4 separate regions of the Mus musculus genome follow, and all the other regions are linked to region 1. The links are chromatin loops, found by intact Hi-C in ENCODE. Cell type or tissue: heart. All regions are shown on one strand. Each heading gives the region's core, and the rest is flanking DNA. Links, peaks and the distances in the headings are about the cores only.

The links. Peaks named below come from ENCODE experiments on the same cell type or tissue, not always from the same donor. Only the 100,000 strongest peaks of a DNase experiment are listed, where the experiment ranks them.
Region 2: a loop joins it to region 1, with 2.7 times the contacts of the local background. A loop is called at or near these places in 3 of 42 quality-filtered maps.
Region 3: it touches region 1 in a loop (2.6-fold over the local background); 3 of 42 quality-filtered maps call a loop at or near these places.
Region 4: it touches region 1 in a loop (2.2-fold over the local background); 2 of 42 quality-filtered maps call a loop at or near these places.

The regions. Positions count from the first base shown.
Region 1 is chr13:29,835,380-29,843,665 of GRCm38, forward strand. The region is part of intron 4 of Cdkal1 (CDK5 regulatory subunit associated protein 1-like 1); the gene reads right to left. Among named protein-coding and RNA genes, the nearest start is that of Cdkal1, 16 kb to the right of the region's middle. In heart, for the core only: a CTCF peak has its summit at 3,469 (motif pointing left); no DNase peak of the experiment used is centred there.
Region 2 is chr13:29,195,589-29,203,874 of GRCm38, forward strand. It overlaps a transcript of Cdkal1 not described here. Among named protein-coding and RNA genes, the nearest start is that of A330102I10Rik, 180 kb to the left of the region's middle. In heart, for the core only: no CTCF peak of the experiment used is centred there; a DNase peak (open chromatin) is centred at 4,293; H3K27ac peaks cover 2,428 bases.
Region 3 is chr13:29,410,487-29,418,772 of GRCm38, forward strand. The region is part of intron 13 of Cdkal1 (CDK5 regulatory subunit associated protein 1-like 1); the gene reads right to left. Among named protein-coding and RNA genes, the nearest start is that of A330102I10Rik, 400 kb to the left of the region's middle. In heart, for the core only: no CTCF peak of the experiment used is centred there; a DNase peak (open chromatin) is centred at 4,195; H3K27ac peaks cover 1,421 bases.
Region 4 is chr13:29,627,370-29,635,655 of GRCm38, forward strand. The region is part of intron 8 of Cdkal1 (CDK5 regulatory subunit associated protein 1-like 1); the gene reads right to left. Among named protein-coding and RNA genes, the nearest start is that of Cdkal1, 220 kb to the right of the region's middle. In heart, for the core only: no CTCF peak of the experiment used is centred there; a DNase peak (open chromatin) is centred at 4,202; H3K27ac peaks cover 2,010 bases.

The sequences.
Region 1 (8,286 bases), core at 1,521-6,520:
TCTTTTGGGTTGCTCTGTAATTGCACGAAGGCGTCCAGAAACACCTTGAATGCATACGAGGAAGGCACAGCAGATGAGGCAAGTCAAGCTATCAGTCTTTAACTTACATAACTTACATTCAATCAATGTATTAACTACACACTCTTTTTTTTTTTTTTTAGATTTATTTATTGGTTATATGTAAGTACACTGTAGCTGACTTCAGACACTCCAGAAGAGGGAGTCAGATCTCGTTACGGATAGTTGTGAGCCACCATGTGGTTGCTGGGATTTGAACTTTGGACCTTCGGAAGAGCAGTCGGGTGCTCTTACCCACTGAGCCATCTCACCAGCCCCTTAACTACACACTCTTACATGTATTGTCGAACCTCATGTTTGTGTTTACTGAAGTTCCACTGGGTTGAACCCCTCTCTTCAAAGAGCTGAGAAAGCTTTATTGACTGAGTTCTAAAACACCTCTGAGCCAGTCACTGCTGGGTCACAATACTAGTTTTCAAATTCCAACACTAATTCATTACAATTATATAACCATATAGTCATAATTGTTATAAGTAATGCACACATTTCTATACACAATTTTGAAAAAATAATTTTATTCCTTTTACAATGTTTTTATCATACATGTGCCAAAAAAATGTTTTTATTATTAATTAAATTATTACATGACTATATAAACATTAACTGCATTCATAAAGGTATTTACATTTCAAAAATATTAAAGCATGTATTCAAAACAATATTTATGTATGTGACAATGGGGGGGTTCATCACTGAAAACTGCAAAAAGCTTTTTCCTTATTGCGGAGGGGATCTCAGCCTTCATCACTGCAGCCTGCACCTGCCTCACACCTGGCCTAAGTCACAAGAGGCTACAGTGAGCTGTGACGGGTAAGCTTCAAGCTCACCCACTCGAGGATCTGTGCCTTAAACTGATGAGGTCTGTACACCACCTTCACTCTTTTTCAATAATTTCACAAAGTTTTATGAAATCACAACATATTTCTCTAGGACACCCTCAGAGTTCAGGCCTTCATTTCTGTCTGCTAACAATTCAGCTCTCACGTGGAAAGCAGAAGATATGACAGTGGTCTGCCCGTGCCCTTGAATTACTCATTGTCAATTTTACTCAAATTACCATCAGCCAATAGTTCTTCAGAGAATGACTTTTTAAATCACAGCTAAAAGCTATCAAAATGGAGACACCTTATAAGGTTACCAAGACAGCAACAGAAAACAAATTAAACAAAACAAAGCCAGAAGCTGAAGGGTGCGTTGAGTGCTGCTCTGGGGCTGGGGACACAGGGCATCTGCTAAGTGCTGGCCTGCAGCACACAAAGAGCCGGGCCAGACCCAGCATTGCTGGAACTGGGATACAGGAGAAGCTATCTTACACTGGACACTGCTCTTCTATGAAAGCAAATCATAACAACGATTGTTAAATACCTCAGAAACATCTTCAGTCCAATGGCAAGCCTTGTCACTAGAAACAGACATGGATGGAGAGACTTAGAGACCACTAAATGAAAGCCTAACTGTCGGAAGGCTGTGGCTCCCCACAGCTCGCCTTCACTCCTCAGGGGCCGGTGTGCGCCCGCCAGGTCTTCTCTAGAGATAATCGCCTTCCCTATTTCTGAGTGGTAGGTGAAAATTCCATTCTGAAGGCCCTTAGATTTATTTCTCTGTTTTATTCCCTGAGAAATAAAAAGGGGGGGAATGAGAAAATGCCATTCTTCTCCCCACCTTCTACTATACCCTTTACCACCATTGCAAATAATTCAACTTCTGAACACAAGGAACACGCTAAACCCTACCCTGATGAGCACACAAACCAACAGGAACATATGTAACCGTATTTTATCAAGTTTAAAGGTCCATCGAGATTGCTACAGTCAATTCCAGCCCATTAAACAGAAAGCAATTACTGCTTCCAATTTAATAAGAATGGATTAAACTGGATTTCTGATTCAATACCATTTGTAAAAGTGTCCATGTCAGGAAGAGTGATGGCGTGCGATCTTATCTCAGACATGTCAAGACTAAGCCAAGTGGACCTGACAGCACCTAAATAGGACTCTACTGAAAGCTCCAGACGTTCACATGCATACATACCACTTAGTTCACTGTTACAATAGACTTCTGTGTTAAAGTTGGAAAGCAATTATTAACATTCATCATATTCAAAAGTCAGTTCTACTTGATCACTAACCCACATATAATGCACATTTTAAAAATTCCTATTTTGTGTGTGGTACCCTGTGCAATGGCACTTGTAATTCAAACACACATGGACACTGCTCATGCTAGCTCATTTAATCCTCCACTTCTACCAAAGGCAGTGCTCAGGACTAATCACAGGACTCAGAGGACTAACACGGGACGATCACTGTAAGCTTAAGGCTAGCCTGGGCTATACAGTAAGACTCTGTCAGGGAGAGAGAGGGAAAGAGAAAGGGAATGGGAGAGGGGGAGGTGAAGAGGGAGGGGGAGGGGAAAGGGAGTGGGAGAGGGAGAGAGCTAGCTGGCTAGCAATTAAGCTAATAGAAGATATTACCTGATTTTACCCTTATTTTACAGTGTGAGTGTTAAAAGTTGGGTACTTCAGCTCTGATTTGCTGACCAAGTATCTCTGAAATGTCCAAGCTGAGTAAGATGGAAAGACTTCACCAAAGGAAAGGAAAAATGGGTGAATCACACTTAGGTGGGGACTGGCTAAGAAGTCACTATTTCAGTAAGCAGAAATATACTAAACAGCAGTGGTGCCAAAGCGTTGTGGCTTATGGAGAGGAGGGTCTAAGATGATCAGGTTCATGAAAACAATGTTAAGGCACAACTACCACCACTAAGAAAGCCCTCAGATTACCATAAATATAATACATACCAAAGAGTATATATAAACCTGTACCAAGATTCTAGGCCCCTCTTACATCAACCCTCAAACCCACGTCAAGTCAGAGGGGAATGTGAAAGTGCAGAGTTCAACTCTTTCTGCTTTACCATTTCCTAACCCTGTTTAATAAACAGGTCTGAGAATTCATGAGGCACTCAAGATGGACCCATGCCACTGTTTTTAGTAAGCCTGAAAGTAAGAGAGTCATAAAGTAACAAATAGTTTTTCCTCAGATTCAAAAATCCCACCTTAATATATTCCTACGGAAAGCCACAACCAGACACTAGGACGAGCAGTGAAAGCGACCAAGACCAGTTGAAGCTGTCAGCCCATCATTGGATAATCACACATCTGATTTGCTGCGCACTGCATCTCAGATTAACAAGAGCTCACATGGCCTCTGAAAAGGTCAATTTGCCAAGTTCTTATATAAATACTGTTAAAAATAGAAAAAAAGCAGAGAAAAATTAAATGTTAGGTAACTTAATGACTTCTAATCATTTTATTAGATGATCATTTGTAACATGGAATTCATGTTCAGGGGTCATAACACCACTAAGTGATCGCATGATGCAATACTGCCATCTGCTGTTCAAAAGCTAGAAACACATCTTATTTTTAACACAAACCTTCTGAAGGCCAGAGTGTTGAACATACTCAACTACTAATGTCCCTGAAGTTTTTAGACCCAAAATTAAAGAAGGCAACAAAAAATAAAAATAAAAAAATTAAGTATGTTTTAAATGATGCTTTCATGGTAATTTGTCATCTACTCATTTTCTTAAGAAAGAAAACTACAATTTAAACACAGGCTATTTCTACATAAATTACTCAAGAACACTGTACAATATTTTTAAGCATAATCTGAACTTTATTAAGCAATTAAATAGGTATCAGATTTCTGAAAGTATATGGATATGTGTTTTATTTGTCTCATAAAACCTCTAACATGTAGGTAGAACACAGTGTAGCAGGCCAGAAGTTTTTTAAAGCCTCAATCTCCTGATACAGTTCCCCTTTCAATCAAGTTTATTCAGGAAAACAGCATATGGCTGGCTTTGCTGCTCACAAGCTACACAAAGCTGAAGTTTAGGTCAAATGTTAACAGCATGAAGAACAAACTGCAAGCTCACAAGGAGAAACAGGAGAATGGTAACAGTATCACAATTTTAATAGTGGGAAAATTGGGAAAGCAGGTTTTCACTCTGTATCAAATGACTCACTAGCATGGAAGTCTAACCATTGCTGGCCATTCATTTTAGACAAATGATAAGCGTCTTCAGAGCGAGGACCCAGAACCAAGAACTAGAGAATTCACTTACTCCTTTAAAAATAGTGAAGATTCTGAGAGAATCCCTGTCTTGAAAAACAAAAAACAAAAAATGAAGATTCTAATCAATCATTCAAATTCTGGAGACCAAACCAGATTTTCCAACTAATCCTTCAAGAAAGCCAACATTCTCCTCAATCATTCAAGATTATTTAAACATAAGGAGAATACTGCTTGAAGTACAAAGGACACAGGAAAGGCCCACACTCCTTGGTTTGTACAGATGACACAGTATAGGACAAATCAGGGCTGCTTAGCATTCTGTCCAAAATGAGTTTGGGCACTTCCTAAGAAGCCAAATATGGGGAAATTTCTCAGCCAACTAGACAAATAAATCAAATATATATATTTGATTTGATATATATATTAATTATTTCTGTGCTGCCTGAAAAACAAACATGTATATAAAGAAGAAACAGAAACTAACAGAGAAATCACGAAAGTAGCTCTGTGAGGAGTGTCAACCTAGCACTCCAGAATCCCTAAGTTCAAATCCAAGCATAGCCTAAGTTTGTAATCTCAGCCACTTCAAAGAGGCAACAAATCATTGTGTATCCCACTTTATACCTCGGCAACAAAGTCTTAAACACCCTTCTAAATATAGTTATAGTTCAATAAGGTACTACAAAATATTTGTGTGTGTGTGCATGTATGAGTATATATGCAAATGCATGTGTGCACAGTAACACATGCAAATGCATGTGTGCACAGTAACACATGCAAATGCATGTGTGCACAGTAACACATGCAAATGTATGAGCATGTGTGTGGAGGCAAGTGGACAGCCTCTCACTGGCCTAGACCTTGCCAAGCAAGCATGGCAAGAGACCCAGGAATCTGTCTGTCTGCCTCCCCAGAGCTAGGGTCACCAAAGCACAGCACTTCACTGGGTGCTTTGTTCTGTTTTGTTTGGATTTTGGTTTTGCTCATGTCTTTGTTTTAAGTAGATAACAGAGCTGAATCTCGGTCCTGTGCACCACACAAGTGAGTGAGTTATCTCCCCAGCCCAAGTACTTCAAAATTTCAACAAAATATTTAATACAGAGAACATAGATTATAGAAACGTGAATAGAAAATACTCAGTAGTTTTTATAATATAAAGTATAACTCTTTATAAGAAGCCATTTTTTTCTCAACAACTTTCATGCAAGATCTTATAGTAATTCAGGCAAAATTTATTGGCAAACAAAGTAAATTATATGTAGGATGTTTAATATTTTTATTTTAATAGGAAAAATACTGGCCATGGTATTTCAGTAGAGCTGTGCAGCACGTGACCACAGTGCTCTCCTTCTGAAGTGGGCCACCCAGTCCTGGTGGCACAACGGTCCTGCTATATTTCTCAAAGATACATTTGTCCCTTGAGGCCACAGAGAATTATGCATAGCATCCAGCAATTAATTAAATATATCAATGGCCTTTCAAATTGTAACATTGTGATGCCCTATTATATAAATGGCTTTATATAATAAAAATCTTTCCAAATGATAGTCATTATTAACACACACATACATGCAAACACATATATGCACACTCTAATGACTTTCACTAAAGTCTTTAGTTTTATTTGGACATTATGTCTGTTCACTACAATTTTTCTCTTTTAAAAATGTATTCTTGCTGGGGGCTGGTGAAATGGCTCAGTGGTTAAGAGCACTGACTGCTATTCCCGAGGTCCTGAGTTCAAATCCCAGCAACCACATGTTGGCTCACAACCACCCGTAATGAGATCTGACGCCCTCTTCTGGTGTGTCTGAAGACAGCTACAGTGTACTTACATATACTAATAAATAAAACTTAAAAAAAAGAAAAAAGAAAAAAGAAAAAGCCGGGTGTGGTGGCCCCATGCCTTTAATTAAAAAAAAAAAAATGTATTCTTGGAGTTATGTACAATCAAGCTGTTGGCCAATGCAGATTGGTGCCAAGACTACAGAACTATATACTGCTCTCCACAAGCTTAGAGTAAAGCCCTACTGCTGAAGACAACAACTCACTGCACGTGGAGGAGTCCAACTATTGCCTACCTAGAGCCTTGACTCCTACTGACTAAACAGTCACAGAACCAGAAGACATTCTGCATGCTACCAAAGGAGAAAGGTAGACACCAACTAAGCAACAAATTCTTTGAGCACCGTTGTAACGGTGCTCTACATGCAAAATGTGCTAATGCAATAATGGCAGGAGACTCGTAGGACAAACCAAGTAACGTCTGATTAGATCTGAGTCCCACTCCATGAGATGAACCTGTCTCTGATTCTGCTCATGTGTCCAAGAACTTGGAATAGCTAGACCAGGGATATAGGAGATCCAAATACTACTCTTCTGCTAAAGGAAAATAACAATAAAACAATACTTAATGACATTCTGCTATATTCATAGATTAGCATCTTCCTCAGTCAGCATCAGCTGTGGATGAGAATAAACAGAGACTCACAACTGGACAATAAGCATACAGTAAGAGACCTTGGAACACTCAACCCTACATGGGGTCTCTCCATTAATTCCCTCCCCTCAGGGCTCAGGGAACCCTGCAGAAGAGGCAAAAAGATTGTAAGAGCCAGAGGGGGTGGAGAACACCAAAGAAGCAGGTCTTCAAAAGACAGCAAGATGCACATATGAACTCATAGAGACTGTGATTGCACTTATAGGTCCTGTAAAGGTCTAAGCCAGATGGGGTCCCAGCAGTGAGAGGCGAAGTAGACACATGCCCATACCCTAGTCCAGAAGCTATCTCCAATTGCTAACTGCTCAGAAAGGAAAAGAACATTTGATCCAATGGAGTCTAGTCACTACTCTTAGGGCTAAGCCTCATTCACATCCAGCAGTAGATGGCCAACATAAAACAAATTCAATAGAATTTTTGGAGGTTCTCGGTCTCATAATGTTTTTTCAGGGCTGTTTTTTTACCCTTACAGGTCCTTTGCATGTGTGCATGCATGTATAAATGACATCCCATTTTGTATTTTTATGGAGTTCCTGCGTGTGTGATGTTTCTTGAGCTTTATCTCAGACACTTTTCCTTTTGGTTTGCTTGTTTGTTTGTTCTGTCCTAGTCTGGTTTGTTTGTATTTTTTATTTTATTTACTTACTTATTGCCTCTTTGTATCCTAATGAGAGAAAGGGTTTCCACCCTGGGCGAGTGGGGAAGTGGGGAAATCTGGGAGGAGCTGGGGGAGGAGAAATATAATCAGAAAACATGGGTTTTGTTGGTTTTTTAAAAATCTTTTCAATTAAAAGCAAGAAAAAATTACTTTGCATAAAAAAGGGGGTGAGGGATATAACTGGTATTCAATAACACTGATCATCTTCCACAACTTAAACCACTCACAATCAGAGTGTATATCATTTATAACCCTCTTAGGAGTGCTGGGACCAAAGGCATGTATCGCCACACCCAGCTTACTCTGTGTCTTAATGTAACTTATCATCTAGGTAAGCTTGATATGTTCGTGTGACGTGACAAAAGCACAAGCCAGCAAAGGAAACTGAGATAACCAGGCAACATTTGCTGTCACTGCGGTTTTTAAGTAACTTTATGTAACAAGCATTACTTCTGTCAACATCAACACAAACTAAAAATTTCATTTTAATAACCTAATCAGTAATGTGATCCTTGTATGCATTTCCTATATAAAATTCTCCATACATGAATCAAATACATGAAACTGACCTCAGGCACACAAGTTAAAGATACTTCGCATTGAGTGGCCAAAGCCCAGGAGTACGCTATACACCTGAGTCAGTCCACTGTGCTGTCTCCCTACACGAGAGAGTTCCTCAAATCAAACACAAAATGCTACAGTATTTCTAAAATACAGATTATAAAAGTTTTTAACTACAGCAGATCCTACTTTTCTCTATTATTAAAAGAGAAAGCAAGAATCCATTAGAAATAAGCATTGCCCAAGACAACCTCTAAGATTTAAGCAATATAAAGATTCTTCCTTTTGTGTCTCCACAAGTTCCTAGAACTCTACCCACGAATACACAGTATGCTCACAACATACTTGCCAACTGATTAAGCTATATACAAAGATACAAAGGAACCATCAAGAATGTAACAGCCTAG
Region 2 (8,286 bases), core at 1,803-6,802, 640 kb before region 1:
CTCTGTATGTAATACCATACAGAACGTTCTCAACTTGAAGTGTAAGATGCACAGAGATAGTTATTTGTTCTATGAAGATGTGAGGGAAAAGTTTCAGAGACACATAGTAAACGGGAGAAGAAAAACAAAAACAAAAACAAACCAAAAAAAAAAAAAAAAACTGAATCCCAGCAGAAGGGCTAAGCCATTTTGCTATTGTAATAATTATTCTTCTAATGTTTTAATCAAAGGCAGCAGCCTGTCTCTCCCCTCATCTATATTCAAGCCACCACACTTTGTAGGTGTTAATCTCCACGCCTCCAGGCTGTTAGGAGGGAGAGGAAATTGGCAGTCCCTGAACTACAGAAGCCTGGAGGAGAACAGTACCTAGCATTGCCCTTAATTATCTCGATTATGCTAATACATGTTGTTTGTCTACAGCTAGGAGAGGACAGGAACAGGGAGGCAATCAGAAGCGTTGCTTTTTAGGAAGATTTGGCCAATGCAGGTTTAATAATTTAAAAAAAAATGTAAAGATGGATTTCGTATTTAGTAGAATGAAAGAACAAACTAAGACTCTGTCATGATAATCCCAGCTAGCATGTGCTTTCTTAATCGCTTGCCCAACATTAGTGAGCAAACAGATATGTCCAGTATATGCGAAAACATACGCATATTAGACACAATGGGCGGTACAGGCGGGGGCAAAGTATTTACTTTCCAGGAGCTCAATAAGTACATGAAAATTAAACTAGATAAGATGAAAAATTGGTGTCACATTTATTCAAATTCAATTGAAACACATTTTGAGCTATCTATCCATGCAAAAGATAATGATGCTATTTAGCATTCGCAGCCCCAACTCAAATCATTTTCAGAACAGAATGCAAATATGTACGAGTCTTTATTTGTTTTCTGTTATTGTTGTTATTGTTTTCATTTCAATATCAAAGTAATTAAACTCCTTACAAACAAACAATTCCCCCCCCTCAAAAAAAAAAAAAAAACAAAAAACAAAAAACAAAATCCCTAAGGGTGTATTTGAGCTCTTGGTTTGAGGGGTATCGTGCCCATCTCCACTGCAGGAGTAAGAGGCAGCTTCCTTTCTCGGCTTGAATCAGTGCAGGACTCTTTGTTATCCATATTCAGGGTAGGTCTTCCTTCTTCCCTTAAACTTTTCTACAAACATCCTAGAAGACCCGCCCAGAAGGGGCTCTCCTTGGTGCTTCAGTGAAGCTTGCAAAGATGAATAATCATCAGCGGCTGGGCCGCTCTTCTAATTCCTTTTCAAACAACCCAGGTCTGATCCAGCCGAGGCTACCCAGCTAGACACAAGCCAGTCGCTATTGAGGCCTCAATAGTCACACACATGCAGGGTGTGTCACTGTATCTGGGACAGAAGAGAGGGAGGAGAGCCTGTACTATTCCTTTTTTTTCCAGCCTCTTCGGCGGTTGCTAGGCCCTGTGGCAACTATCCGGAAGGCAAGCTTTTCTCTGACTATGGCCTGAGCTGTCTGAGCTACACATAGCCCAGTCATGCTGGGATAGGAAGCAAGCAGGAATTTGTGGGGATGCCCAGGCTTTGGACAATCTTCTGTCTGCTGAGTTAATGCCAGCCAGGCTGCTTAAGTTCAACAGCCTGTTCCACGTGCCTCTGTGCTGTGGCTTATGGGAGAGTGAGGGAAAACAGGAAGAAGGGGGCCTGCCTGTGTAGATATGGGCAGACTACCATTCTTCCCGAGGCACCAGGAGAACTGGAGCCTTCTTCCTGAAGGCTAAAGGACCTCTTGGAAGGGTCCTTCACCTCCAAAGATTGAGCAATGCAGGAAGAGGTAACTGTAATCAAAGGCCTGGGTTTCTACCTTGATTCTTCCACTAGCCAGCCAGGTGATGTAAGCCAATCTCTACTCACTAAGTGGCTGGCTGAACTAGGCAGGGCTTTTCACCAGCTACAGGGGTTAGTAGGTCCCTAGGCTAAGTTTCTTACCTGTAAGATGGCGCTAGCACAACACTCTCTTTCATTTGGGTTATTTTATGAAGATTAAGCAAACAAACAAACAAACCCAAAAGCACACCAAAAATATGTAAAACATGTTATGAGCAGTCAATGTTGTATCTTTTTTGTTTTGTTTTGTTTTTTATTTTTTCTCTCTTTTTCTGCTTCTCAATGCTGTCTAGTTTTCTGGAAGAGAAAAATACAGCGTCCTCAAACATTTTTTTTTCCAATCCACAGTAAACCCAAGATGCTCTAGTGGAGAGTGGTCTATGTCCTTCATCATATATTGGAACTTAACTCCACAGGGGGGAAAACGAATTATCTCTTTGAAAAAAAATTTTTTTAATTCTGATTAAAACTGAAACCAGATCATCATATGATCAGCCCTCCAAATCCACAGGCTCCACACTTTCATGAAGTCAACTAAAGGCAGATTGAAATATTTGAAAACAAAGCAAAACAAAACCAACTGAACAACTGCACCTCTGTGGACCAAGTATGGGCTTTTTCTTGCCGTTCCCTAAATAATACAACAGGAGAGCTGCCTGTCCCACATCTGTATTGCATTCTGAGTAACCTATGGATGATTTCAAGTGTGTTCGAGGGTCTGTGCCGTTTATGTACAAATACCACGCCCTTCACAAAGAGGGATCGTGAGCACCTGCAGAGTTTGCTGTCTCGTGGTCTGGGGCGGGAGTTTGGAAACAGTTCTTCAACAACAACCAAGGACTACCTAAAAGGACCCACCGATTTGCCCAATTCCTTATTTGCACAGAGGCTGGGATAGCGGGAGGGACGCTGTGCTCTGAGGCTGGTGTAGAGGAGTAAGAGCTGAAGGATATGGGGTGGGAGTCCCCCTTGTTGGTATTCTGTCTGAACTCCACCCCCACAGTTCCTGGCAACAGCCAGGTATGCTCCTCCCCAGTTACCTAGCAATGATCAGATAGGTCTGGCCCACTATACAAGGGGCTGCTTGCCCCCTCTTTCCTCTCTTGTCCCTCTTGTTCTCTTACTCTCTTACTCCTGCTTCTCACTTGCCCCCTTCTCCCCCCCCTCTCTCCGCATCCCGCCCCCCATCTCCCCGCGGTCATGGCTGGCCTCTACTTCTCTATTCTCTCCCTCTCTCTGCCTTTCTTTCTACCTTTACTACTCTCTTAACTACCCTCGTCATGCCCTGAATAAACTCTAGTTGGTCTCTCAGGGGCAAGGGATGCCTCGGCACGGACCCGCTGAGGGACCTCCTTCCCCAATACCTTCCTCCACACACCTCAGAACCTATGTTAATATTTCTTTATTTTTTTTTATGATCACAATACCTCTTCTCACAGGGGAGTGTGTGTGTGTGTGGGGGGGGGGGGGGAGGAACAGAAGTCTCTCTTCTCAGCTCTCCTTTTCTTCTGACGCTACTGGGGCAGAGCCCAGGGTAGCTGATCTCCTCACAACAGTATTGTAACTGTTGCACAATGGCCAAATATGAGTTTAGAAGTCCCCTGAGACGGGAATCCTGTCACCATAGGTTTTTCTTTCTTTCTCTTGTTTGTTTGGAAATAGGCCTGCCTAGCTTTAACCTTAAAATCTTCCTGCCTCAGCCTCCTGAATGCTGGGATTACAGATTCGAGTTAGTATACTAGATCTATTCTGGACCTATTTGTCTGATATCATGTACTTGTTCATTTTTGCAGCACTGGGAACCAAACCCAAAGCCTTATGCCTCCTGGACAGGCATGCTACTGAGATGTGAGCTAGTTCTTCTGTAGACTGTATGGGATGTGCTGGGGGAGTGGGGGAGAGGCAAGGATGGGGCGCGGGGCCCCATACTAACAACTGTAAATTGCCTGTATACATTGCAGTGAGACGGAGGCTGAGTTAAAGAGAAGGTTTGGGGTTAAAATGGCAGAGTCTGAAGCAGTGTGGAGTATGGCGAGGAGGGTATTCGGTAACCTAGCTAGCTAGACAGATAAGAAAAAAGGAAGGGCTCTGGGCCAGTGACAGCAATCCAGCTGGCTCCTCTGAAAGCCCTTGAGGAATGTATGCAAGGCACCCTTGTCCTGCTTTTAATGCAGCTAATTGTGACAGAAGGCACCATAAGTAAGGATGGCTTCTAACCAGATCTGAGAGGCTGCCTCACAGACAGGGGTCTAAATATGAGCTAACCAAGAAAAGACTGCAGCCACATCTTGGAAACAAAGACAGCCTAATATAACCAACAGCATTCGGGACATCTACAAGGTCAGAGGCAGTGCTGCCGGCCAAGGGCCAAGAGACTGACAACTAGCAGACAGTCAAGGTCAAAGCAGGAAACGGAGACGGACAGAGGGAGATTTGATTACCTCTAACTGTGTGGGCAGCACATGACGTGAACAGTGTGTGAGCAGCTCTCTGGTTGGACCAGAGGGATAGCATAGAGTCAGCCCTCCATTGGGCTGGCTCATAATGGCCCAAAGAATCAGCCAGTCACAGAGATAACTTCCAGTTTCTGCTTCACGCTTCTAAATTCCCCAGACTATGAAGCTCTGAAGTTTTTACCTCTTTTGGAACTCACTCCTCAAGAATTTCTCTCTTTCTTAATTCCTTTTTTAAAAAATCATCACTAAAACACACTATTTGGCCTAACTTAAACATGTCAAAAAATTCTCATAAATGAAACAGCAAAAAAAAAAAAAAAAAAAAGGAAAATTCTGTGTCTTAACTTCTTAAATGTACACACGCTTTATACCTAATGCTGTTTCTACAAAACCAGTATTTCTAGTTTTTTTTTTTTTTAAAGTAAACTGTATTCCTAACTTCCTGTCCCATTTTCTGTATTTCTGCTACCAGAGTCCTTGGAGATCTCCTGAACAATGGCCTGGGGGATCATTCCTAGGGTGACACCTCCTTTCACTCTGCAGAATCCCTTTTCTCTCTCTCTTTTAAAACAACCATGGATGCCTAATCCAGCCTCCTGTCTTTACACACAAGCAAACAGAGAGAGCAAAGCTTTGGCTGGTATCCCCAGAGGCAGACCTGGGCCTGGAATCCGAGCAGAGATTCTTTCTACCATAGTGTGACCTGTAACTATAGTTTCACCTGTCTTCAAACTTGCTGCGTAGCTGAGGAGGACCTTGAACTTTTGATGGCCTCCTCTGCCTCCCGAGTCCTGAGATGATAGGTGTGTACCCCCACACTTAGTCTACGTAGTGTTGGCTTTGATATGTGCAGAAGACTACAGGTGCCCACCGAGGCCAGAGCTACCCTAGAGCTAGAGTTACAGGCCGCCCTGAGCCACCTGAAATAAGGGCTGGGAATTAAACTCAGGTCTTCTGCTAGAGCAAGATGGTAGTTGGAGTGAGAAATGTCCTTCATAGGCTCAATTATTTGAATACTTAGTCCTCCAGAATACTTAACTGTTTGGGACGTTATAGGACCTTTAGAATGTGAAGGTTTGCTGGAGGAAGTATGTCACCAAGTATCAAGCTCTGCAAATGTATAACTTCAGCATCCTTCCTGTCTACTCTCTCAGCTTCTTTCTCCAGTCACTGCCCCACTTCTCCTGCCATTATGGACTCTTATCTCTCTAGAACCATAAGCCAAAATAAAGTCTGCCTTCCATAAGTTGCTTTAGTCAAGGTCTTTGACCATAGTGAACATAGCCTGAAAGCAGTGTGAGTTCTTAATGATGCCGACATCTCTCCAGCCCTGTGACTGAGTTTGTAAAAGCTATTTAGTAGTACGCACTGTTGTCAAGTTTTATCCTGAATATTTATTCTCCTAAAGCCAGCAGGCTATCAGACTCATTAGTGCCTGCAGTGTTTACACCAAAGCCTCTGTGTGTTGGTGGCCAATGAAAACAGCAATTACCATAAAGTTAATAAGGACTATCAATGGCTACTGTGATGACAGGCCATGGTCTGCAAGGGATGAGTGGGGGATGATTTGATTTGTGGTCAATTATTTACCCAGATTGAGACATAAAGCTTTTGTTAAGCGAGGAAAGATTAGATCAGGTTGAGAAGCAACTGGGAGCAGTCTTTCGTCTCGGGGCTCAAACCCAAACTGTACATGTTGACCTGTAGCCACATCCTATGCTCTATGGCTCGACCTTCCTGTAGACTCTAGGCTGCCCACTGCTTTTAGTGGCTACAGGGGAAGACTCTACCCATCACAGTTGCACCACTTCTTCTCTGAGAAGAATTAGAACTGTGGATAGGAGGGAGATTTCAAACCCAAGGTGAAAGCAGGAGAAAACAATGGGGTCTAGTGACTGCAACTTCCTATTCAGGGCACCAACATGAGTTTTAGGTTTAAGCATCGGAAGGATGGGCAGGGCTCAAGAAAGATTGGGTTATTAAATAGTTCTGATTGCAGTGTGATGTTCTTTATCATTATCTTAGCTCCAGTTCTTCAAGATGATGTAATATATTATTAATCTTTTAATCATAGGCATAGCCCAAGGTGTAGGGCCAATCTATTCCCCACAAGATCTAGACTGGGGTAGACATTTCCACCATAGAAGATTATTCTCATTTGGGTAGGGGCAGAGGGTGAACTGGGGGTGAACGGTCCTGCTGAGTCATCATTGCTCAGAGGTAGCTTTAGTCCCTTGTCCAAAAAAAAAATGTGGATGGATGGGTCTGTCTTGTCCTTGAAATTTATGGTGACTCAGGAGGAAAGGGTAAAGATGGTTACTCATGTCTCTGCCTTCATCCTTGACAGGACACAGGACACCTGAGGAAGATGGAGTCAAAGTAAAGGAGACAGACTCTACATAAAGGTGGAAATATCAGGCTTTCATCCTTGTTTTAATTACCTTGGTGTCCCAAGTGAGGAGTCTGTATTCTCCAGCAAGGGTAGCTTCCAAGTGTCTGCTTCCCTGCTGCAGCAGATATGGGAGCAAAGACAATAGGCAAGGGTTTCTGCTTTGTGAATACAAACTCTCACTTCTTTCCTTTCCCAGTCCTTTCACTGTGAGCTGTGAGAGACTGGCTGTACAGACCAGTATGAAAAGAATGCTAGTCGATAAGCCTTGTCTCATTATGTTTTCCTCTACACATAAGAGCTGGCTAGCACCTGGGCTGTCTTGGGCCAAGTATCAATGCCTACAGAGTGTTCTAGGAACTGACTCTTTTTTTTTTTTTTTGTACCCTCTTTTATAACTTGCCTTCAACAGCTCATCAGGGGACTTTCCCCTTCGTGTTCGGCAGTTAGCATTGAGTCTCCTTGGCAGGCCCCCAGTAACTGCAGAATCTCACACCTGCCAGTGCTGGAAAGTTCTGGAAACAGAGACTCTGTGCCAGACATTCCTTTGGAGCAATTCACTTCATCCTGTGCCTCATCCTGGCCATTAGATGAGCCAACAATTTCTTGAACTTGGTGAGACTTTCTGCAGCTCTAGTGTGTAGTGGGGATGTTTGAGAATGGATGTGAATGCTGACCCCAAAGGCTTCTTGCCAGCGCTGTTGCTGGCTCTCTCAGCAGCCTCATGTTAGCACGTCATCTGCAGCATCCTAAAGCACCCCTCCCGTCCTCCCCATTTGTCATTTATGACAACACTGAAAAGTTGAGTGTAAAGGACAAGAAACATGCTCAGGTATTTACATCATGCCAGACTTCACACAAGGCATTTTGCTCTCTTTATACCCCCATGCTCCTTACCTCGTGATCATCGAGGCAAATGAAGGAAAAGTTCCCATCACACAGATGAAAAACTGCAAGGCCAGAGAGCAGAATGTTCCAGAACTGAAATTTAACTCCTTTTCTTGCCAACATATATAATATATTTGAATAATATTTCACATTGACAACAATAAGTGGTCATTGTGTCCACGACCCATTAATTACCTATGCTGTGTGTATGTGGCATGGTGTATGTGTGCATGTGCGCGTGTGCATATGCATGTTCACACGTGTGTATGTGCATATGGAGGCCAGAAATAGATGTCAAGTATTTTTCTTCATCACTCTCCATGCTGTTTGCTGAGGCAGGCTCTCTGACTGCACTCAGAGCTTCTGATTTGGCTAGACTAGCTGGCCAATCTACCCTAGGGATCCCGACTCTGCCTCTCAGACGCTGCGATGAAAAGCAGACCACCAGGCCCACACCAGCTTTTATATGGGTCAACTCGTGGGACTTGAATCTTCATATGTACACTGAGGATGTTTCATCCACTGAGCTGCCCCCACCTTCCTATTATTTATGCTTTGGAAGGCCCCTTTGGGGCAGGTCATGGATACTGCACATTAAAAGCAAAGAAGGGCTCCCTCCTTAGAACTTCTTAAACACAAACACCCTCCACCTTCCCTGGAGTATTTGATATGTTCTATTAAAACTATGT
Region 3 (8,286 bases), core at 1,123-6,122, 430 kb before region 1:
TGGCATCTAGCAGATGCCACCCTATGTTCAGAGCTGGCTGCCTTCTCTGGTGACCCACTCGCCCTGCAACCTCCCCAGCCTCTGACACCAGGCTCTCTGGGAGTGATGGGCTTCTGCCTGAAGGAAGCAGTTTCCAGTGATGTATGGATCTCCTTGGTCAGGTTGCAAGACATAAAAGTGACGTCTATGGGGATGGGGTGGGGGATTTAAAATGGATAATTTTTCAGGCATGCTACAAGGACACATTGCAAAAAGTCTGCTACAAAACAGGAAGGTTTGCTATCACTGAGTACCAACAACTAGTACTTTGGATGTCAGCTTAAATACCTTTCTCTTTTCCAACTGAACATAACCAGGACGATCTCCTGCTGATGATCCTTAATGATTTATAACCGGAAGGGGATAAGATCACTGGATTGTCCTGGAAGCAGGCATGTCTGTGGGTGAATAGGAACGAGAAGGGCTGGCTGGGGTCCTGAGCATGGAAAAGGATATGTGGCGGCAGCAAGGAGACACTTATTGCCCTGAAGTGACTGTGACTTCAGGTATCCCCAGGACTGGGTCTGGCTTTGTACTTGTAGGATCAGTCAATCTGATGCATGGAAAAATGTAAGAAGTAAAACATAAAATGTATTTTTATATTTGATAAATATAGTTTTGTCAATGTCTAGACTAGATATATTATATAGAAAGGAAGGGAAAGGAAATGGATAGGAGATTTTCCAAGTTATTTCTACAAATCAGTTGTTTGCAGCTTCATTTGTCATAAAAGAAGACAGTATTTTCCGTCTTTCACAGATGACAACTGTGTGGGTCAGAAGGATTAGGAAATGTGCCCTATGTTCCCCTAAGTACTCAGTTCGAGCGTGGACGTGCCGGCCAGGGCCAGCTGGATGAAGTACTTGCTTTTTCCAATCTACAGATGCTGCCTAGGGTGTTAGCAAATCTGGATTACAAAAATATTCGAAATGAAATCAAGTCTGTTAAATGTTAGAGACATAAAAAGCTTTGGGTTGTGGTTATCTGTGAATGAAAGGAAAACAGGATGTTTTGCAAGAAAGGGGGGGAGGGAAAGGGAGAAGTGGAAAGAAAGGATGGGGAGGAAGAGAAGAAGGAGGAGACCAGGGAGAGAGGGAGAATGAAGAATATTATGGCCAAGTCACTGAATTTTGCATGACAAAATACAGATGGCCATAAACCATCTACTCACACTTGCACTTGAAACAAAAGCGAGACTCTATTCATTCATATAGAAGTCAATGCTTAACGTGATAGAAGAAACACAAACAGCAAAGAAAGAAGGGCCGGGGACACAGTCCTTGTCAGAGTGCTTGCCCAGCATGTACACGGTCCTGAGCTTAGTCCCTAGCACCACACAGAGAAAAAAAAACAAAGAAAGAGAGAAAGAAAAATAAAAAGGAGGAATGAATGATGAAAGGGACAGGAGAAGAGGAGAAGGGAAAATGAGGGAAGGGAGGGGAAGGCAGAAGAAGAAAGACTGGGAAGGTAACAAAGCAGCAAGATAAAACTGAGAAAAGACCATGAGAAGCAAGGCAAGGTCCCGGCACATGAGCCTGGGAGTCGGACAGAGTGGGCCCAGCCATAGGCAGCCAGTGTTTGTAATGGGAAGTTGACCGGCTTGATGGTAAGTTTTATGCCACTCCCAAGGAAAACTCATGGCTGCCACGGCTGCTTTGATGGGCAGCTTCTCCTCCTCCCCTGTTTACTTATATTGTATTAGGGACACTCCCTTTTATTAGTCTGCATCTCTGCCATCTGATCCCAGGAATTCAATGAGCAATCACACTCAATTTATACTACATATAGGCTCTTTAACCAATAATTCTAATAAAATTATTGCTTTATGAAAAAATGATTTTTTCAAAGTGTTTTACTTCAAAAGATTCCAAAGAAAGCTCTCTCAAAAGACAAGTGTCTAACTATCCTGTCTATACAGCAGAGGCCTGGAGCCTATTGTTGTGTGGCTTTTCATGCTTTAACTACCTTCTGAGAGCTTAAATACACTGTGAAAACAATGAGAGTAGCTTCTTTCATTTATGTGATAAATCTGTCTTTGGCAGTGAGGGTCAAGAACAAATTGTCAATAACTAAAATACTCCTCATTAGTAATATATGATTACCAATAAATGTTTTTTGTTTTGTTTTGCTGAGAACAGTATTTTCCACTTGGAACCAAATAATTGCAATGCAGTAGGTCAGTATTCAAAAGAGACTTCCTAAAGAATGCTACCACGACAGATTATAGGTCAGCTAAGACTTGGTGGCCTTTGGCTCCTGTACATGCTGACTAAATGCTGTAGTATTACTGACCCCTTCCGCTCATGATGTCTGCTTGTTTTCTGGTCTCTATTCTAGAGGATGTGGGCCCATATTACTAAGAGATAGGGTGTGGGAATGACAATGGTGACCATTGGTGTGGGCTACCAATAGCCTTGGAGGCTTCTAGACCAGGTGAAAATAATTTACTGCAGCATCGGACAGCTAGTTCAAGAGTAGTTCTTCAGTATGACTATCCTCTAAATTTGGGGAGATGGTGGCAAAAGCTCATTATCAAGCATTCAAGCAAAGGAGGAGGAGGAAGAGGAGGAAGAGGAGGAGGAAGAGGAGGATGACGACGACGACGACGACAACGACTTTTTTTGGTCCAAGCAATGAGTCACAGTTCTCCCAACACTTTTCAGGATCGACACTACATATGAATTCTTCATGCTTTTAAAGCTCCAAGAGCCTTTGGCTAAGCTCTCACATGTGATTCCTTCAAAAATGCATGTAAACATTGTTACTAATACTACTGGCAGCTAAAAAGAGTGGCGCTGCTGGTATTGTGTATGAATAGTAGAGTTTAAAGAGCTGTTGACTCCATCCCCACAACATACTGACAGTGTGTGAGGACAAGGGCACACAGAGCCTCACTGTTTCTATCTCCAGAGCCTCACATGCAATGACAGAAGTAATGAATGTGAGCTTATGATGCATCATAGAATGACTACTGAGTCCCACTTACAAAGACAGACTGTCCACACACTGACACTGATCTACCCTGTGACACCTGACTTCAGCTAACGGCCATGGGAACAGAACGCACAGCCTGTAATGGAAGTACTGTTCTCTGATTTGGAGAGCTACACTTGTGACTGGTTCCTTCTTGACAATACGGCAACCTTAAAAACTATAAAATAGGACAATGAGGAAAATGTATTCCTATGTTCAAAAATATTGCAAAATAGATATATTAATCCAATATCAAGTAGTTAGCATTGAAAGCATATTCATACAAGTAAAATGAAACAGAATGAGCAGCTTGTACTCCTATTCTTAGGAATACATTAGTTTCTGTAATAAAAATTAAAGAAGTTAGAGACTATGAGTTTGAGAGAGAGGAAGAGGGGATATGTGAGAAGGGTTGGAGGAAATGATGTAATTATATTGTAATTTTAAAAATAGTTGAAAAAGAAGTAGTTACAAAGAAGGTCCAGGGAGATAGCCCAGCAGGTTAAGTGCTTGCTGCCCACGCATGACAACTTGAGTCCAATCACTGGAATCCAAGCAAAACCACCAAGCATGGCGGCCCACATCTGTAAGTGTAGACAGGGAGGATCCCTAGGGCTTGCTGGCCAGCAAGTGGAGCCCAGATGATGAGTTCCAGGCTAATGAGGCATCCTGCCTCAGACAGGAAAAGTGGCCAGAGCTGCAAGAGTGATATCATAGGTAATCTCTAGGTTCTACATGGGCAAACATGCACCTAAACACATGTGTCACACACAAGCAAAGTTCCAAATACAAAAGTCACACGTGTTTGGTAGTGTTTGGTATTTATAAATTAGAGAGGGATAATTTACAATGTTGTTGCATATTCAACCAAAATCCAAGGACTGTGGAGGAAGAAGAAAGACCTCAGCTTTCTGACATGTTTGCCCAAGCCTGGTCTTGAAGCAGAGAAGCTCTGGCCCCTTGGAAGCTGCCTGCCTTGGCTTCCTGAGCTGATCTCATCATACCTGCCTGGCCTTCACAATGAGTGCCCCTGATTTTCAGAAGCATAGTGGGACAGCTTACATGTTGCTCAAAGGCAGACATGAAATCATGCTGCAGTTCACCAGTGCTCAGGCCCTGATAGGTTAAGAATAGTTTTTAGTTTGAGCCAGAAACCCTCAGGGGAACTCATGCAAGAAGCAGAATCCAGGCAGCAGGAAGCATCTGTATTCATCATTCACAGTGACGGGAACCTAGGAAGAGACTGGATCCCAGTGTGTGAACTTACACACGAGAGAGAGGCAGTGCAGGAACTGTAAATCAGCACACACCTTTACAAGTGGCAACACAGGAGTTTTCCCGAATGCATCTTACAAACTATGAAGTAGAACCAGAGTAGGAATGACCTCTCTTTGCAAGCTTGAGGTCACTAACGTTTTGTTTTCCTTTATTATTTTGTAACAGAGCAAGCACACTAAGATGTTAAATCTCTTAAAAGGGGGTTAACCTGGAAACAGCCTAGCTACTTGACTGCTATTTTTAGATCATCCAAGGAGATGCACAGCCAAGACACCATTCCTGTGTTCTCTGGCAAAGTCAGCACTCTGCCTGCATTCTGGGCCGCACGAGCGTCGCCACAGCCGGAGCCTGCTTCTGGAGGCTCTGCTTTCTCATTTGTCTATGCAGTGTTGGTGACTGTGAGTGCACTGAAAAAATCAATTAATAAAGTGAATTAAGCATAATGAATTCTAAATTATTGGAAGAAACATAAAAATGAATTTTAAAATAAGAAGCAGATGAACTGAATGTTAAATGATGGATTTTACCCCTGGAATGATTTTTCCGAGCTCTCCATGTGCCATTTTAGTATGATGAGTCTTAAGATGACAGTTTCTGAGCAGGTAATATTTGACATATGCTCTATGGCTATTGCTCCTGGTGCTTAGGCAACTAATTAAACCTCATGAAATCACATTTCAAACCGAAGCTGCAGTGTGCTTCTTTCTCAACACCAACTCTGAGTATGCGCCTGCTTTCCCAGGCTTTATCCCATGATTGATCACTATTACACTGTGTGCTGTATTTTGCATTCTGTGGCATACAAGCATTAATCTTCGCTCACACTTCAATGGTATAATTCATTAAAACACATAGTTTGTGTTTGGCGCACATATAAGAAGATGTAACCACATAGGAATATGGTATTGTTATGACAAAACACAATTAATAAAACATAAAATGTGTTTTTTGAAGTTATGGTTTTAATTTGCTACTGCAAAAAATATGCTCCTGAGATGCTGAGCGAGGTAACTTCCCAGGAGAGTTGAAATCCATTCCCTTCCCTCCTCTCCATACTGAAGAGATTATGATTAATACTCACTAAATCTCTCCTCCTGGAAAAGGCCCTAGCAAATTTCCAAAACCAAATTTGAACTACTGATAAGGCTGGAGGCCCTAAATTTAGAGTCTACTCTATTTGATTTGTGAATCCCTATCTTGCTTTTCCTGGTCCTCCTTCTTTCTTAATACTATTGCACAGCAGGGGACAGAGCTTGTCAGGAGTGGGGCCAGCCAGAGGCAGCACAAAAGAGCAGGGCCACAGTTGCTCCCAGCGAGCCCTGGAAACAGATGCTGCCATTGGTGCAGGGAGTTCATATGACAGAAAAGCTATCTGTTTGCCACTTGCATTTAACCTGTATTTCAAGGCAACTAGAGAAGACAGTGAACTCATGGTATTGGGTGATGGACACACATCACCCTAAAGCCATATGAGGTGCCAGCAGAATGTGGTGTGTTCATGCAAATTGTGTACACGGTCTTTTCTTAATTCCTCAATCTTCATAAACAAATGTATGAGGGGGAGGTTAGTACAAGTAAAAACAGCATTAATGGGTCTCATATTAATATTTATGCTTTACTATATAAAGACCTTGCGTATATTATGACTCTGCCTTGCAAGCTGAATGAATAACTAATGTTACATTATGTATGGGTACATATTAAGCAGACATGTCTACACTTTCTTAGTTCGGGATATGATTAATGCAGCCTATCAGAAGCCAGATGGTGCAGAACCAGAGGCATCAATCAAAATGAAAAGACCACTGCGTGCTATCCACAATGAGGTTCTCACAAATGGAGATTCTGTTCACAGACCCTAACTGGTAATAGGCAGAAAACGCCAGGAACATAGCTGCACTGTCCCACTGGGATAAAAACTGGTAGCTGGGGCCTGGCTGGATAGAAAATCTGGTGTGGGAATATTGAGCCTGGAGTCCTCAGAACCAAAGCCAGGGAGGCCTGGACAAACCAACAGCCCACCCTTAAGCTTGAAAAAGGAAGCAGCAGCTTTTAAATTATTTTAATAATGTTAATGCTGATGACAGATTCTGTCAGGCAGCACCCATCTCCCATCTGATTTAGGATGGGGCAGTGCCACACAGTAACAAGGCAGCTGCCGCTGCCATCCCACATGTAAACTGGCATCTCACTGCTTTTGGATGGGCTTTATTCTAAACAACCCCAAGTGCTTCGGTGTGACTCTGCAGTCTTTTTCCATGGATCTACGGGAAACAGTTTGAGACTGTTGTGTTTAATACTAATGACTATTTCTGGGGCAGCTGTAGGGAGAAAGGCGGCCGAAGGACATTTCCTGTTCCTTTAATAGCTTTACATAAAACCAACTATAGAAACACAAGGTGCTTTGTCTTCGTAAATGGATCATGTGTACTTAGAAAATGTTGAATGATTCCTATGCCCTATAGGACCTCACAAAAAATGAAAATAAATATACAGGAACTGCCTTGTAATAGCCACTGGAATTCTAGTTCCAGGGAGAGATACATGTGCAAGCAAAGGGAAATTCAAACAAATACAACTTCTTTAGAAGGGTTCTGTGGCAAAAATGTTGATATACTTAAATGGTGTTTTAAAAGTCACAAGCATAAAGGTTAAAAAAGTGAAAGCTTTAATGTGTTGTGTAAAGATAAAAATTATATTGTAAGCAGCTACACTGGAGGGGAGAGGTGAAAACAATGCCATTTCTTTCTGCTTTCATTCCATAGTTTTGAAACAGGACAGAATTTATAACTCATGTAGGATATTTTCCAACCACCGTCTGCTATTACAGGAGCATCTTCATATGAGCATTGCTATAGATTCTGCATAGACATAGGTTCTTGGTTAAGTGTTACTGGGGCACACATATGGAACTGATCCCTGGAGGTGATCTTAGCCAAATGACCCAGAGGTGGTATAAGTAGTTTCTTTAAAGGCAAACATTTCTGGTTTTTCTCCCTCTCTTCCCCCCTCTCTTCTAATAATATAGCAGAGAGGTGTATTTTTGTCTTGATTATTTCCGTAGGGTAGATTTCTCTGAAGCTGAATTATTCTAACTCATGTGAACTTTAAGGCTCCTTCTGAAATTAATATTCTCATCCTATATTATACTGTCAACTCAAAAATCTACATTAAACGTTACAAGGAGAACAATGATTTATAGCTATTTAAATTTATGTTGTTTTAATTATCAGCTGGGTTAGGAATTTTTCTGTGGCTACAAATTTCCATTTTATGTCTTTGATACCTTAGTAAAGATATGCTGTCTATTCATTCATGGGGCTGACAAAATGGCTTAGCAGTTACAGGGTGGCTTGCTGCTCATGCAAAGGAGCCAAGTTCCACTTCAAGCACCCATGCTGGTCTCCTATTACTACAATTCAAGGGGATCCAATGCCTTTTTCTGGCTTCCAAAAGCATCTGAACTCATGTACATGTGACCCCAAACAGAAATGTACACAATATTTTTTTAATTTATAAAAAAGAATCATAGCATGCATTATTTTGGAGTATTGAAATACTCATTGCTTGAGAGCAGTATGTTATATTTCTTTTCTTCTTTTCTTTTTTCTTTTCTTTCTTTTTTTCCAAGACAGAGTTTCTCTGTGTAGCCCTGGCTGTCCTAGAACTCACTCTGTAGACCAGGCTGGCCTCGAACTCAGAAATCGGCCTGCCTCTGCCTCTCAAGTGCTGGGATTAAAGGGGTGAGCCACCACACCCAGTACATTATATTTCTTTATAAATATTTATGAAGAAAGACTTTTCTCTACTTCAGACAGGTCTTCCCTGGAAGTAATTCTAAATCCTACAACACAATTAAATGCTCTGGCCCAACCAACAATGCCCTCTAGTTTCTGGGCAGGATTTTCCAGTATTGGTCATCCCAGGGAATAAGTTTTTGTTTCCTTGCTACCAAAACTTGTGCAGTTAGCATCTAGTGCTTCTGACTTATTTTTG
Region 4 (8,286 bases), core at 1,936-6,935, 210 kb before region 1:
CCTCAGTCAGTCTGAGAGCATGGAGCCAGGCTTCCTGTCCGCACTGGCCTCTGCCTGTGTCTGCATGCCCACTGTCACTCATCTGTTCTGTGTCTCATCTTCTTGCTGTGTCACCTCATGATGACTTGTTCTGTTTCAAATTCTGGAACTCAATTCCCAGTACTATGCTGGGATCCCTGGGAGGCCAGTGTGCTTGCTGACTCTTCCTCAAGTGTTCTCATGGACCTGGGATTCCCCTCTACTGGCATTCACTGAAGTCAGCACTGTTCTAGGCAAGCTGCCAGGGCAGGCTCTAATGCTCCTTCAGGGACCCTGCTCTGGTTATTGTCCCATCCAGATGAAGGGCAATGACAAGGTCTGGGACAATCTTGATAGAAGCCACTGACACTTCTGACTGGGGTTGCTTCTTAAAAGATCCCACACCAAAGGAAAGGGTGTGGAAAGAAAAGTGGGCAGAAGGAAAGTGGAAGAAGCATTTAAACAAAACACATGAGGACTGATAAGGCTACATACTGTGTAGAAAAGCTTTCTATACTTGGTAAATTTTACATTGGAGTCACGTGGTGTTTGTGCACTGTCATGTGACACGTATCACCAGCTCTGTGGAGCGCGAGTACTCTCTGTCCAACTCTGTGGAGCATGAGTACACCATGCCCAACTCTGCCGAGCGTGAGTATCTTATGTCCAACTCTGTGAAACACACGTATTGAGGACATATTAATTTAAAAGCAGGTGTGGAAATCAAGCAACAGTTCTCTACTGTCGTATTCAATAACAGAAGTGAAGCCACTCCATGAAAAACCGCTTGTGAAAACACATTAAAAAGGAAAAATGAGTGATATTCTAAAACATTCCTAATAGAAAAGCCAGAAAATATAAATAATACATTAGGAATTCAAAATATTCTTCACTCAACTGCTCTTCCACACATTGTTGATGAGATACTTTTAATTCTAGATTTCCATTGAATAAGATAGACTAATCCTTATCTGTCAAAAAAAAAAAAACCCTTGCTATTGTTAGTAACCTTAGACGCAACAATTCTAAAGTGCATACTTCTGTGAACATGTCACAACACGACCAACTCGAGCAGTAAGTCTATGTCTAACTTCTAATAGGAGGGGCTTCTTAGAATACAGAAGAAAGTCACAGTGCCAAAGCACTGAAGGGGCTTTTTGATGTTTCAGTCACCAGGAACTGTGCTGACCAATCGCTTCAACACTTTAAAATAAGGGAATTCATAGTAGACACTTTCAATTGTCCATAAGTAATTAAGTAACTGTCCAAGAGGAAGACAGAGCCAGGTTCTTTAACAGTCAGAATACAAAAGATCTTTGAGGGCTCCCCACTGAAAGCCAAAACAAAAGCGAGGTGGCTGCTCAACTGCACAGATGCAGGAAACCCTCCACCTACCCTGGCTGTGGTGACACAAGAGAAAGCGCAGCGCACCTACACATCTTGTGAGCTGGCCATTGGCCAAGAAACACTAACCAGCTCAGGAGCAGGGAGATTAGACTGAACTCAGGAGTCCGCCCCAAGGTCTGCTAGAGCACATTTAGGACAGCGCTCTTAAACTACAGAGACAGAAAAAAGAAAGAAAGAAAGAAAGGAAGGAAGGGAGGGAGGGAGGGAGGGAGGGAGGGAGGGAGGGAGGGAGGGAGGGAGGGAGAGAGAGAGAGAGAAAAGAAAGAAAGAAAGAAAGAAAGAAAGAAAGAAAGAAAGAAAGAAAGAAAGAAAGAAAGAAAGAAAGAAAGAGAGAGAGAAAGAAAGAAGAAGAAATACCATGGTGGTTCACAAATCATGAGTTCCCAAAAGACTGGAACCCAGAATATACTGATGCAATAGCATGGTCTCTTCCAAAACCTTAGATATTGTAAGTTTGAGAATAATTTAAAAACCATAGTTCTATTCTAAAACATAACTCGTGTAATCTGTTAGTAATGGAGAGGGGCAGCGTGAGAATCCTCATGTGACTGAGGCTGCTCTTTCTCCTGGATTCTTGGTTAAGAATACATTTGAATATGCAAACCCACTTGAGAATAAAACATGAACACTGAATGTAAATTACTGAAACAGTGTGCTGCAACCCTTTTAAATACTTTAATCCTTACTTTTTGAAAAAAATCAGTTGCTACTGTATAAAAATGTTTCGAAGCTTCAAGTGTGACAAAATAATAAGCTCTTAGAGCTAAGTCTTGGAGAAGCTACACTGCCACTGCCCATATACTTCTGCACCAAGGTATCATCATGCAATGGAAAAATGAATGCAATAAATAACTTCAACAGGATACAGGTAGAGGCAGACTTGGCTGTTAATTAGCACCTACTGTGTCTCCTCATTAGCTTTTTAAAGGACTTCTCAAAAAAAAAAAAAAAAAAAAAGGGCCAAGTGTTTGAACTACCAAATACAGGAGATGCTATCATCAGATGAAGAACTCTTCCTTCAGGTAATAAAGATCTATCTGCTGCTGAGGCTGAAAGCCCAAGCAAGAGAAAATGGAGCACCAGAGCACAGCAGAAGTGAGGTCCCAGCACGATGAAGCCTTTGGCTTCCTAAGACCAGGATTCTGCGCCCTCAGCACTGACTACTGATTCCCTCCAAACGCCAGAATTTCGCTTATAACTCAGCATCGTCTTCCACTATGCCCTTTCTGGGCTTCTGTCTCCTGCGTGTTAAAAATTACACAATACAGACTGCTGCTCTAGCCCCCTTATGTCACGCCTATGAGCTTCATTCTTTATTGCAAAAGGCTGCATTCATGGTTTTTCACTCCCATGGATTTCATCCCCACTCCCTTTACCTGAAAGAATTATTTTTATGGCCAGTATCCATCAATTCCCAGGCCTTTAAAAGGATTTGGTAGAAATGGTAGCTAATAATAAGAAAAGAAGAGGCTCATATGCTTGCCTGATACAAAATTAGGCATCTTATATAATAAGGATGCAAGCAGCATTACCTGGATCTCTCATAAAGGAAACTAAAGCTCAAAAGGATTATAAATTGTGCCCAAAGGTACACAGAAGCCAAGTCACTCAATTTCTTCCTTCTTTTTTTCTTGATGTGATACTGGAGACCACAGCCAGGAGCTTAAGCAAGTTGGCCTTGTGCTATTATCACCCCACAGCACAAACTGAATTCTTCATTCCTCTAATAACACAAAAACTAACTCTGTGTGAGAATACAAACTGATTGCATGATCCTTTAAAAGCCTTACAGCTGTGCCTGGTGGGGCTCCTTGCTGAGTATGAGCCCTAACTATACGACAGTGGGGATTTAAGTTCAAATCCTCAACACTCCTGTAAAAAGCTAGATATAGCTACCCATGCAACTATAAACTGCGCAGTGTTGCTGGATGGAGACAGGAAGACTGCTCAAGTGTTTGGGCCACCAGCCTAGCTCCAGGTTCAATGAGGGACACTAACTCAAAGGAATAAGGAGGAGACACATAAAGTAAGGCACAATGCTCTGGCCTTTCCATATGCCCAGGCGTCTATACACACCACTGGCATACACCCACAAATAAACAAATGCAGCCACCTTCATACACAAGCGGCAATTTTTACTGTGCCACACCCTTTAACACAGTGCTCGTAGTCCACTAAAACACCAACAAAAAAATGCTTGGTGCTACTGGAGATCTCACAATGGACTGGACAAGCTACCAAACCATAATTTAGTATAGTTGGAGGCGTGCTATGCAGGTAGGTCAGCAGGAAAACACACACAGGGAATGAGAAGACATCATGCCTAGCAACAACAACGTTCTCTAAAGCTAAACTGCTTTGTACTGGCACTACTAGTTTTTATGTTATTTATTTTTGAGGTAGCATCATTTCCCCTTCCCTATCTTCCCTCTGAATACTTCCATACATCTTTCATTGTTATTTTGAAATTAATGGCCTCCTTTCCATTCATTTGTTCACACACACACACACACACACACACACCCCTAAAGGCACAAGCACAGTCTGAACAGTCTATAGAATGTTTGTCTGTATGTTTGCAGGGCTGACCAGTGCTTTGGATAACCAAGTTGGTAGCTCCTCCCTAGAGCAGACTATTTCTCCCTCTCTCAGCGTGTCCTAATTGCCTGCAGTTTCTTGTGTAGGTTTCAAGTCTCGCTGGCTTTCCCCCAGCATCATCAGCATGTTTGCTGCTGTTGTCCGTTTCAGCTCTTGTTTATGTAGTTGTGTTGGTGAGACATGGATCTGGCTTCTGACATTCCTAGGAGACACAATCTCACCAGAAACTCCCTGTTCCTCTTGGCTCTCGAAAGCTTTCCACTCCTGTTTCTGCAGTGATAACTGAGCCTTAAAGGCGCAGGAGCTGTACTGTAGACTGAGCTCCACAGCTCTGTGTTTTGAACATTGTGGCTTTCTGGAAAAGTCTGTGTTGAAGAGAACTTTCTAGTGATGTTAGATGGCCACTACATACACCAGTGGGGATACAGACCCACTGTTACAATTTTTTAAAAAACAAAGATAAATACCAAAATAAAAAGAATGCCAAAATTGCATATGCATACAATTACAAGAAGCTCATATTTTACTTACATTTAGTTCTCCGGAGACCAGAAAGAACCACTGAAGTTTCTGGAACCTATTTGCATACATATCCCCAAATTCCCTTATAAGTCTAAAAAAACTCGTTTAAAATGTACAAAAACAAAAATGGCAAGAAAACATCTTTGTTCAATTGAATATTGCCCTGGTTAGTGAATATATCAGCTGATGGTGTGTAGAGTAAAAATCACACATAGGTGGTGGCAATAATCCCAGGTCAATTTCTCATGTTTTCTATTTATATCTCACAGCTTGCTTCTGGGAAGTAGTCTTATGCCCCCAGCACCAGAAACTGTTTTACAGAGGTGTATATTAAACAGCAAGATAAAAGATAAGCAAGAAGCAAGTCCATCTACCATGATATATGTATGAATGTACTGAACATTCCTAGAGAGATACTGCTTTATGCTGAAAAATAGAACATTTTTCTTCTAGAGATTTGTAACAAGCTTGTGAACAGGACCATTTGAGACAGTCCAAGCATCAAGACACAAAAAGATTACAGAGCAGGCATACTACAAAGGCCTTGTAGAAGGGGCCGTGTAGAAAACTGCTTACACTTCTGAGTTTGTGGAAAAATCAAACAAAAAAAATAGAAATAAAAAACTTCAAGCATAATACTCATCAAGGTCATTCTCTAATTTTACAGCTAAAAAATAAATACAACACAATTTTGCTAATAGAACCCAAGAAGAAAACACAGATTGGAAATACAGCTTTCTTCCTGGCTAAAGACAGCATTACCATATGCACAGGTCCCATCAGAACCAGTAAACCTGCAAAGAATTTAGAAGTGTAGACCAGAGGGAGCAGGGAGGAAGCGTGGCACTGCCAATGCTCTGGGGAAAGAGAATCCCTTTGAGTTGAGTTGTTTTATTTTAAATGGTTATTTGTATCATACTTTGAAAACTGGTCTCAAATGTTTCTAAAATTCATTTTATTTAAACACAATCTTCTTGAATCACACCATATAAATGCATTATCTTCGTAAGCAGAGCATGAAGAGTGAGACCTCCACAGCATCTCACCACCTTCAGAAACCAGTGGAATTGCTACGTCAGAGCCAAAGACCAACAGATGCCATGTTTTCTCTTCTTACTGACTCTTTATTTATTTGTAGAAATAAAAAGGGAGACATACAATTATTATCAACTCACTTTTTTTATGGAAAAAGATTTACAATATTTATTCTCTCTCTCTCTCTCTCTCTCTCTCTCTCTCTCTCTCTCTCTCTCTCTCTCTCTCTGTGTGTGTGTGTGTGTGTGTGTGTGTGTGTGAATGTATATCACTATGTATGTGAGTGTTCCTGGAGGCCAGAAGAAACATTAAGATCCCCTAGAGCTAGAGTTACACATGGCTATGAGCCACCCAACATGATGCTGGGAACCAACTATGGTCCTCCATAAGGGAACCAAATATTCATAACTGCTGAGTCATCTCTCTAGTCTACTGTCAACTTATTTCTGTTGGTGGTATTTGTTGTTGTTATTGTTATAAATTAAAAAACAATTCACACTGAAGATAATGCATCAGGAGCTGAAGAGATGGCTCCATAATTTAGAGCACTTTCTGGTCTTGCAAAGACCTAGGTCTGGTTCCCAACATCCACATGGCAGCTCACAATCACCCCTGACCCCAGTCCCATCAGATGCATGTGCTCAACTCAAAGGGGACCATGCACATAAACAGTGACCAGGCAAACACACATATGCATAAAATAAAATCAATAAACATAAACAAATTCTTAATGCAAATAACTTATCAAAAAACTTGCTGATGCACAGCAGTACTGGCAGGCCTACAGATCTTGGCCTCATTCAGAAATCAAAACTGTCTCTGCCAGTGCACTCTCATGATTTATAGAGTCAGATGGTAGGGTTAAACATAGGGCGAATCTTATACTTACTTTCTTTATTTTAGTCTTTGGGGACCTTAAAAACATTTTCCCAGATCCCCGCTAACGGGATTCTACCTGCTGCTGAGGTGATCTTTTTATGTTAAAGTCTATGACCAAAGTTGAGAGCTGAAACCTTATATTGCATGAACACAAACACTATGGTATAAAGAGAAATTAGCCAGATAGACCTAAAATAATGAACAACTGTAATATTATGGAGAAACTTTGCATATGAAGAAGTTAGGATAAATTTTTGTTGACCATATAAAAGAATGGAGGATTTTTTTTTTTTTTTTTTTTTTTTTTTTTTTTTTTTTGGACAGGGGTGTCTCTGTATAGCCCTGGCTGTCCTGGAACTCATTTTGTAGACCAGGCTAGCCTCGAATTCAGAAACCTGCCTGCCTCTGCCTCCCAAGTGCTGGGATTAAAGGCGGGATTTTTGTTTTTTGTTTTGATTTGAGGATCTCTGTTGACTGACTCTGAAGAAAAGAAAACACAAAATTCTACAAGTGGTAGAGATGGGAAGTAACACAGTGGCTATAGAAAATAACTTGACAGTTCCTTAAAAAGGCAGAGTTCCCTAAAAAAGAAATATGATATGATCCAGGAACACCATAGAAACAAAAGAACTATACACAAACACTTACATACAGACTTGCTCAAGAATGTTTACAGTAAATATTGCTCTCATAGCAAAAATGCAAAGAAACACAAATATTGATCAGAATTAGAATATACAAAGTAAATCTGGTAGGTACATAGAATTGTATCTGGCCTTGGAAAATGAAATCTGTCACATGCTATCCCTAGGGAGAAGCATAAATGTACAACACTAAGTGTAAAAAGCAAATCACAAAAGGAAAAAGGATGTGACTCCAACTGAAAAGTAAGTAGTGTAGCCAAAATCAGGTGCAGAAAGTGGGTGAGTACCAGGGATGAAGACAAGAGGGATCAGGGATGCTGCTGTTTCATGAACAGAATCTAAGCTTGGGGAAATAGAAAGACTCTGGAGTCAAATGGTGGGGAGGGCCTCTCAATAAACAATAAGACAGGGTAAGTGCTCCCAAACTATACAACCAAGAGAAGTAAAATGCTTCATTTTAAGGTAGGCACACACACACTCACTCACACACACACACACACACACACACACACACACACACAAGTTGAAATAAGGAGAAAAGGTCTCCCTCTCTAATCCAGGATAGCCACTTGCTAATATAGTCCAGGTTAGACTCAAACTCACTATCATCCTTTCACCTTAACTTTCTGAGTACTGGAGTTGTAAATATGAGTCACCATGTGTGGTTTGAAACACATAGACTAATAAAGAGGCTGGAAAGAAAGCTTAGTTGATAAAACACTTGTCTAGTCCCAGGCTAGTTAGAGACATCTCTCAAAAAATCGTATGTGTGGTTGATCTCTGAGAGGGGGGGGGGAGGTGGGGAGGGGAGGGGAGGGGAGGGGAGGGGAGGGGAGGAGGGGAGGAGGGGAGGGGAGGAGGGGAGGAGGGGAGGAGGGGAGAAAAAGACAGACACACAGACACCCGGAGAAACACACAGACATTGGCCTACTTAATAACAGGGGATAATAATAACTGAAAAGGAGAATGAAATTCTATAGAAATCACCTAAAGGCTGTGATCTGTTTCCTACAAGTCATACATGGCAGTTACATTTCAATACAAACAGGAAGAAATGGGACCGAAGGAGCTATGTACAGAATTAGTTCTATGTTGTCCCTATAATGACTGCCAAACAAATCCCATCCCTAAATGAAATGCATTAAACAGCAGACATGGGTCTTTCTTCCCAAAGCTTTTCCCA